2 separate regions of the Homo sapiens genome follow, and region 2 is linked to region 1. A link is a contact called in ENCODE Hi-C data. All regions are on one chromosome and are shown on one strand. Each heading gives the region's core, a stretch centred on a gene start or an enhancer-like site at or near the end of the contact. The rest is flanking DNA. Distances are from core to core; before and after follow the strand shown.

Evidence for each region. A loop is a pair of places that touch in the nucleus more often than their neighbours do. Pooled maps may share reads with other maps.
Region 2: a map of B cell shows a loop between it and region 1 (13-fold over the local background). The contact joins the promoter of UNC45A here to the promoter of AP3S2 in region 1. A Hi-C loop is called at or near these places in 6 of 168 maps with a recorded cell type or tissue (B cell, CD4-positive, alpha-beta T cell, CD8-positive, alpha-beta T cell and 1 more), 2 of 37 single-sample maps with no recorded cell type and 15 of 50 pooled maps.

What each region holds. Positions count from the first base shown.
Region 1 is chr15:89,891,879-89,896,219 of GRCh38, reverse strand. AP3S2 (adaptor related protein complex 3 subunit sigma 2) reads left to right here and starts at 2,226. Exons shown (of 6, transcript NM_005829.5): 1 at 2,226-2,339. The coding sequence starts at 2,271. The region is part of intron 5 of ARPIN-AP3S2 (ARPIN-AP3S2 readthrough); the gene reads left to right. It overlaps ARPIN (actin related protein 2/3 complex inhibitor), which reads left to right. Exons shown (of 6, transcript NM_182616.4): 6 at 1-1,214. RefSeq lists enhancers at 944-1,691, 2,046-2,195, 3,188-3,937.
Region 2 is chr15:90,933,076-90,937,035 of GRCh38, reverse strand. UNC45A (unc-45 myosin chaperone A) reads right to left here and starts at 1,751. Exons shown (of 20, transcript NM_018671.5): 1 at 1,661-1,751; 2 at 1,331-1,492; 3 at 1,054-1,090; 4 at 576-751. The coding sequence starts at 1,711. RefSeq lists a silencer at 1,536-1,935 and an enhancer at 2,566-2,665.

The sequences.
Region 1 (4,341 bases), core at 977-3,476:
TTTGGTTTTTATTTATTTAAAAACTGGGCCATGCCGGGCGCAGTGGCTCACGCCTGTAATCCCAGCACTTCGGGAGACTGAGATGGGTGAATCACTTGAGGTCAGGAGTTTGAGACCAGACTGGCCAATGTGGTGAAACCCCATCTCTACTAAAAATACAAAAATTTGCTGGGCATGGTGGCATGTGCCTGTAATCCCAGCTACTGGGGAGGCTGAAGCAGGAGAATTGTTTGAACCCGGGAGACGGAGGTTGCAGTGAGCCAAGATTGTGCCACTGCACTCCAGCCTGGGCAACAGAGTGAGACTCCATCTCAAACAAACAAACAAACAAACAAACAAAAAACTGGACTAGGCGTGGTGGCGGTTTGGGAGACTGAGGCTGGAGGATTGCCTGAGGCCAGCAGTTTGAGGTTACAGTGAGGTATGACTGTGCCACTGCACTCCAACCTGGGTAAGACCCTATCTCTGAAAAACAAACAAGCAAACCCCAGAACTCTGGCTGCAAAAGTAGTACATATTTCTTTGAAGGAAAAAAAGGAAAACTTGATAATCCTACCACCCAAAGATGTTTTTAAATCACTTATGTGGTACTCAGTTATGTGCCATGCACTGTCCAAGTGCTTACAAATATTATACTAACTCCCTTTGTGTTTATAACAACTGTCTGAAGTCAGTAGACTCATTTTCCAGTTTTCCAGTTTAGGAAACTGATATTACACCTTTTCTACAGATGGGGAAACTTGCCCAGGGTGCCCAGGCAGTCCGCAGAACCATGCTTTGAATCAGGGCAGTGTGGTTCCAGGGTCCTGTACAGATCAAACACCCTGACTCTGCCATTCCATCAGATACATGATTCATATTTTGGTGTATTTGCCTCCAATCTTGAGCAAAGTGGGTTGTCCCTGTACATACTTTGTGTAATCTTTTAGCTTAACAGGTGTCATGAACACTTCCGTATCATAAATCTTTCCCAGCATGATTTTTATTATCTATTTAATATTTCTCATATTCAATGTAGAACAATGCACTTAACCAATTTCTCATTTTTGTAATAATTTTCTTCCCATTTTCCCCTGTAATAACACTGCTGAGATATATATTTTTTTCTTCTTTTTTTTACTGTTCTGAAGATACTCTGGCAGAAATGTATGTTCCTCAGGCTAAATCTTTTCACACATCCACAATCATTTTATCATAAATTCTAGAGCTGGAAACGCTGAGTCTAATGTTTTATATATATATATATATATGTTATATATCTGTCACCCAGGCTGGAGTGCAGTGTGGTGTGATCTCAGCTCACTGCAACCTCCGCCTCCCGGGTTCAAGCCATTCTCCTGCCTCAGTCTCCCAAGTATCTGGGACTACAGGCGCGCGCCACCACAACCGGCTAATTTTTGTAATTTTAGTAGAGGCGGGGTTTCACCTTGTTGGCCAGGCTGGTCTCGAACTGCTGACCTCAAGTGAGCCGCCCGCCTCGGCCTCCCAAAGTGCTGGGATTACAGGCGTGAGCCACCGCGCCCGGACTGTTATATATTTTAAAGGCTTCTGATCCATATCGCCAAACAGTCCTCTGGATCGATTTGCATCTGTATCCGCTGCTCCATCTGCAGTATACGGACATGCTCCACTTCACCCACACTGGGTCATTAAAAGAACAAACAAAAATAAGAACTTGATCGATTTGGGATTTTAAATGGAAATGCACTAAAAATTCCTTAATTCCACCATTCACCGTCTACCATAGAGGAACAGCCCATCTGCACGGAGAGACAGCTACGTAATTCACTGCAGCATTATAATACTGAAAAATTAAAATGAACGAAATGTTCCATAACCGACGAACGGCCGAATGACCGGCGTCTCCACTCCGCGGAACGTTCTGCGAGCGCTAAGGGGATGGCGGGAGTGCATGATTTGGAGCGGGCGGTGAGAAAAGCAAGCTCCCGCCGCCTCTCCGTTTTGGCAACCCGGCTGACGGTCGTTTCGGCTTCTGGGGCCAGCCGTCGGTCTGGGCGAGGGACATAGATCCGGATTCGCATCCTGACTGGCCAACCAACGCTGGCCGAGGTGACCACTCTCCTCGGCATCCGCACCTGCCCTCCAAGGCGTCAGAGAGGCCGGACCCTTGGGTGCTAGGGCTCGTGAGCGCCGGGGCCAAGTTTCCGAGTGCCGCTCTCAGCAGCGCACCAACCGGAAGTGATCGTGTTGTGGCGGAAGGAGGAGCTTTCTGGGAGTAGCCGGTGCTGAGAGAACCGTGGCTGGCAAAGATGATTCAGGCGATTCTGGTTTTCAACAACCATGGGAAGCCACGGCTAGTCCGCTTCTACCAGCGTTTCGTGAGTGCGGCCCGGCTTCACCACGCCCCTTCAGGGCGCCCACTATGTCTTCCCTCCTCTTTGGCCTCTCGGCGCCCGGGGGCACCGCTCTTTGGTCACCTGGGGCTCCTGCACCGAGCATGACCCTCGCCCTACTTAAGCATTTAATCTAGGCGCAGGCTGGTGCCAGGCCTTCTGTCTCCCGCCCTACTGCCCCGCTCTCGCTGACCCTTTTCTTGATCCTGGCATTTCTGTGCCATTTTGTGACATTTTCCCGTGGGTCTCTGGGAACGAGATAGAAGCGACAGTGGGGAGTGTGCCTCGATGAGAACTTGAGTGATTGAAGTCACATTCTGTCATCTTTTTGGTTGTTGACCACAGTTTCATGAGGAAGAAATATTAAGTTTCTGAAAGTTTTTGTTATAGCCAGAACTGGAAAAGTTCTTTTTTTTTTGGAATTATTTTGCTTCAGTGTTGGCTGGGACTTTCCAGAGACTAGATACCCTTCACTCTTAGGGTTGAAGAAAATCAGTTTAAAAGTGGAAAAATGATGAGAAATTATAAATGCTGCCGCATAAGGGCTCAATAAGTGATTACGTAAATTTGAATTTTCCCAACACGTTCCTTTGCAAACACATAAACATCAGTATTTGCTTCCTGTCTTCGAAGATTATATTTCTTCATGGCAGGGTTTCAAAATGTTACATAATTGGGGGACTGGTGGAACTGAAGAGGGGAAAGAGCCAGAAAACGTGTTCAGGCTTCAGCTCCACCTTTTCTACTCTTGCGTCTGTTGACAAGTTAATAAACCCTTTTCAGACTTTTATTGTCTTTTGTCAATTAGAAATGAAAAAATAATTTTACTCCTTCATAAGATTTTTAAAGCTAGATTACATTTTATTAAGTAGATTACATCGAGGTAAAAATATGAGTATTCAGGCCGGGCGCGGTGGCTCACGCCTGTAATCCCAGCACTTTGGGAGGCCGAGGCGGGCGGATCACGAGGTCAGGAGATGGAGACCATCCTGGCTAACACGGTGAAACCCCGTCTCTACTAAAAATACAAAAAATTAGCCAAGCGCGGTGGCGGGCACCTCCAAGTCCCAGCTACTCAGGAGGCTGAGGCAGGAGAATGGCGTGAGCCCGGGAGGCGGAGCTTGCAGTGAGCCAAGATAGCGCCACTGCACTCCAGCCTGGGCGAAAGAGCGAGACTCCATCACACACACACACAAAAAAGTATATATATATATGTATGTATATGAGTATTCAGCGTAACTATTTGTATTTGCATTTGTGTGTATGCAAATTTCCCCCCTAGTTTTTTTCTAACAGGGTTACTGAGATAAAACTAACATGCCATACTGTTTACTTATTTATTTTATGTTATTTACTTATAGAGACGGGGTCTTTCTATGTTGCCCAGGCTGGTCTTGAACTCCTGGGCTCAAGCAATCCACCGGACTCAGCCTCCCAAAGTGCTGGGATTACAGGCATGAGCCACTGTGTCCGGCCCCAGTTTACTTATTTAAAGGGGACAATTCAGTGTTTTTTAGCATGTTCACAGAAGCTGTGTAACCATCACCACAATCAATTTTAGATCATTTTCATCACCCCAAAAAGAAACCTCTGCCCATTAGCAGTCACTCCCTATTTCTCCATGACTCTCCCAGCCCCAGAGAGTTTCTTTCCCTCTAAATTTGCCAGTTCCAGAATGGCAAATGGAATTTGCCTATTCCGTTGCCTATAAATGGAATCATAAATAAGTGGTTTTTTGTGTGTCTGCCATGTTTCATGTAGTATAATGTTTTCAAGATTCATCCATGTTGTAGCATGTATCTGATGTTCTTCATTTCTTTTATTGCTGAATAATATTCCATTATATGGATATGCCATATTTTGATTGTCAATTTATAAGTTGATATTTCTGCTTTTTGGCTCTTCTAATTAATGCTGCTATGAACATTCTTGTGCAAGTTTTTATGTGGACTTATGACTTCATTTCTCTTGGTTATATACCTAGGAG
Region 2 (3,960 bases), core at 502-3,001, 1.0 Mb before region 1:
CCCAGAGCTTCCCATTTCAATATGTGTGTATCTACCTATTCTCAGTAACTATATAAGAGTCTGTAGTAAGGACATTACCCATTTATTCAGCCATTCCTCTATGGCTGGGCATTCAGGCAAGTTCCAAGTTTTTCTTACTACAAAAAAGGCTGAAATAAACATACACATGTCTACTTGTGCACGTGGACAAGGTTTCTCTGAGAGAAACAGCAAGAAGTAAACATATGGGATCACAAGATACGCTCATTTGAAATTGAATAGATATGCTAAAGTACTCTCGAAAAGAGCTGTACCAATTTATACCCCTCCAGCAGTCATCAGAGAGCCCTTGGCCCCCAGCCTCACCACTGATGTGTCTGCCTCTCTCCTTCTCGAAAAGTGTACAAACTTTTAAATATCTGCCAGACAGACCTCCAAATCAACAGTAATGTGCTGTCATCTTAATTTGCTTTTCCCTGGCCACAGGCAAGGTTCACTTGCCACCGGGATCTCGTCTGGAGAACTGTGTCTACACCCCTGGCCCAGACCCCTTCACCACCAGTCAATGCTTCCACCTCTCTGGGTCACTCACATACCTTCTCCTGAATCTGGCCCCCGATGTTCCGCAAGGCCTCCTGGAAAACTTTGTTCTTGGGCTCCAAGCTCACACATCTCTGCAGGTCAAGGACAGCCTGGTCCAGGCGGCCCAGCTTCTCTAGGGCTTGGCTCCGCCGGTAGAGTGCTTTGACATCCCCACCATCCTTTTCAATGGCTGAGCACAAACAGGAGCGCTGTCAGCACCCATGAGGCCACTGTCTCCAGGCAAGAGCAGTAGGGAAAGATCTCGAGGAAAGGCCAGAAGAAGGTGGGGGGGACGAATGTGGGGCTCGGTGCTTCAGCCTCAGAAAAGGTGAGGGTAGCTGCAGAAAAGGAAAGGCCCGAGGCAGTGGGAAAGAAAGAAGGCAGATGTGTCTCTGGGGCCAAAGGAGGAGAATGTGACGGTGCAGCGGTCCCAGAGTCCTTGCCCACCACAGAAGCCCTACAGCTCCACACCAGGGCCCACCATTCCCCTACCTTTGGATGCCTCTGTTTCTGCTTTGTCGTAATCTTCCTGTAAGAGAAAGACAGGAGCCTGAAGGAATGGTCATCTCCCTCTCGGGGCACTAACCAGGCAGCAGGGGTACTCTCGCTCTCCAAGGTCACCCGATCCCCCACCACCCTGAGGTGCAAAAAACATCTGGCAAGCGGGGATGGCCTGGGAGCGTGAATGTCCAGCTGGGGCCCAAGCATCAGCTTAGATGGGCGAACCGGGGCCCGGGCGGGCGAGGGGAAGAGCGCCAGGCTCCCTCACCAGCTTGAGGTGGCAGGCGGCCCGGTTCCGGTGCAGAACGGCCTGGTCCTGGGGCGTCGCGTCCAGACCCAGGGCCTGAGTGTAGGCCGCCAGGGCGCCCCCGTAGTCTCCACATTTGAACAGCTCATTGCCCTCCTTCCGCAGCTGCTCCACTGAGCTGGCCTGTAGAGAGAAAGGGGGCGGAAACGTCGGAGGGGGTTCGGGGCAGAGCCCGGGAGCTAAGGGGAGAGGAGAGGAGGGATCGGGGCGAGCCTCATGGATGGGGAGAAGGAGGCCAGGGATGGTCAGGGCGGGTGCGAAGGGGTGATGGCGCGGGGGTTGGGTACGCACCCCGGGGGTGGCCGGCCGGGGCTCGGGGGTCCCTGGACCACTCACAGTCATCGCGGAGAGGTTGTCTCGTGCCCGCGCAGGCGCAGTCTCTGGGGCGGGGCGAGTCTGGGTTCGGGACGCCACCGGCAGCTGCCCCGCCCCACTCTTGCGTCGGAGGTGGGGTCAGAGAGGGGCAGGGCTAAGGAGGGAGCGCGCCCGGGCAGGGGCGGGGCGCTTGGCTCTGGATCGCAGGTGCAGGCAAGCTCCGGGCGCACCTAAGCTGTCCCCGCAGAGACCTGCAGGGAGCTCGCGGCGGAGGACCCAGAGGGAGGCCTGCGGTGGCTCCAGCCCAGACTCCGGCCCCGACCGCAGCAGAAGTGCACGAGGTCTACGGTCATCAGGGTCACAACCAGTAGGTTGTAGAGGCCCAGCACTAGGAGCGGGCCTGGGCCCCTGCGGGAGAGAAAAAGTATCTGGATCCCGGCCCCGACCGCGCTCTCGCTGCTGCGCTCTGTGGGGGGTACAGAATCCCTGGGAGTCCGGAGAAAGCTCAGGACTCCCTCCCCAAATAAGTGTCGTCTTACATACACACATTTGCATACGAATTTAGGAGCTCATCCTAGAGCCACCCATGGGCAGATTCAGGATGGCTCCCCATTACCAGCTTGCACAGCCCCCTGAACTTCTCCTTTGTAATTGTAATCATGATCTACATGATTTTCTGTTGCGGTCTGTCCCTTCACTAGTCTGTAAGTTACAAGCCTACCACCCCATAATTTAGGAACAGAGCCCCAGATACTGGAACACCCTGTCGATGTTCCAGTGGCTCTGGGGTTGGAGATCTCACCTGAGGATGGGCGGGGGCGGAAGAGCGGACAGATTGACTTGGTACAGGGCCTCAAATTCAGCCCGGGTGCAGCAGGAGCCCCCTGCAGCCTGCAGGTGGCAGCAGTAGGCTTCCTCTGGAGAATCAGACAGACGAGGGCAAAAGAAACCAGGGTAGTGACGGCCATGGACATCCCGGGTGGTCTGGCACAAGTGAGGGTGGTGGACCAGAGCTGAAGAGAGAGGTGGGGGTGCTAGAGACAAGCAGGAGGGGCCTTTCCACAGCTCACTCCACCCCTACTGGAGAGTAAAAGAGATCAGCCCCTACCAGAAGAAAAGATGCCCTTCCACCCATCCCCATCAGTTCCAGTTCCCAGGAATAGCCCATAGCACCAGAGGCAGGTGGGCCACAGGGGTAAGTGCTGTACCTGAGAGAGAGGTTGGCTGGACAAGGGTCACCCAGCTGAAGAGCAGCAGTAGCCCCACAGATAGGCCTGTCAGCAAGGGGCCTGACCTTCTCTGGATGCCCATGAGAGTTCACTACCACCTCTGTCCTGGTCCTGGGAACCCCAACATCTCTCTTTCTAGGCCGTGACTGCAGACAATAAGGAAATAAAAGTCAAAGCCCCAAGGCCCTTGGGCACCATTAATACGAGCCTGAAGCTTCTCTATCACAGGCTTTTAGAGAGAGATGACAGGGACTGGGTTTCTGTCTCCTGTTGGAAAACGTGGGGCCTGCATTGCCAAACTGCTGAAGGAGAGAAGGCTCAAAGGACTAGAGGACAGAATGAGGGATGAGAGAGCAGCTGAGCCATTAGTATGAAGAACAAACAAGCATTTACAGCCAAATATGTTTCTACCCATTCTCCAACTTCCAGGCTGCCATGGAAGCTCTGGGAATTCTGACCCTCCTATTTCAGGTCCCAGAGACCTCAGTTCCAGCATGTGGGGCTTCCCTCCCTAACCTCTGCTACGTGGCAACCACCAAGACTAGCTGAAAACCAAGGGTGACTCCTTTCATTAGCCTTTCCCCTGAGCCTTATCTGCCCCAGCTACCAGCCAGAACACAAAAGCTACATGTCTGATTAGAGTATACTTAGCTAATAGGGAACCCCCTCTCACAGAGAAGTTCTATGGGGATCACCAGGTCTCTCTTACCCCTCAGCTGCCCCTAAGGCAGGGAATTTCTCCAGAAGGCCACCAGCCAGCAGAATTAAGTGTTATTCCAGTGCCTACCCAGGCCTGACAACATCATGCTCCCAGGACAGCAGTGACAACACTCATCACCCCAGGGGCCCACAGAAGATGCCTAGAGACTGAAATAGGAGCTCTCATAGCATAAGAAGACAAGGCAAATTTCATCTGCAACACTGAGGACAAACAAAGGCAGTTCCTGCAGAAACGTCACAGCTACCTGGGAGCCTAAGTCTGAAGCAATTAGGCAGGGCTCCCAGGGAAGGCTCTGATTTTTCAGGTCAGGCCCTAGGGTCTCCTGG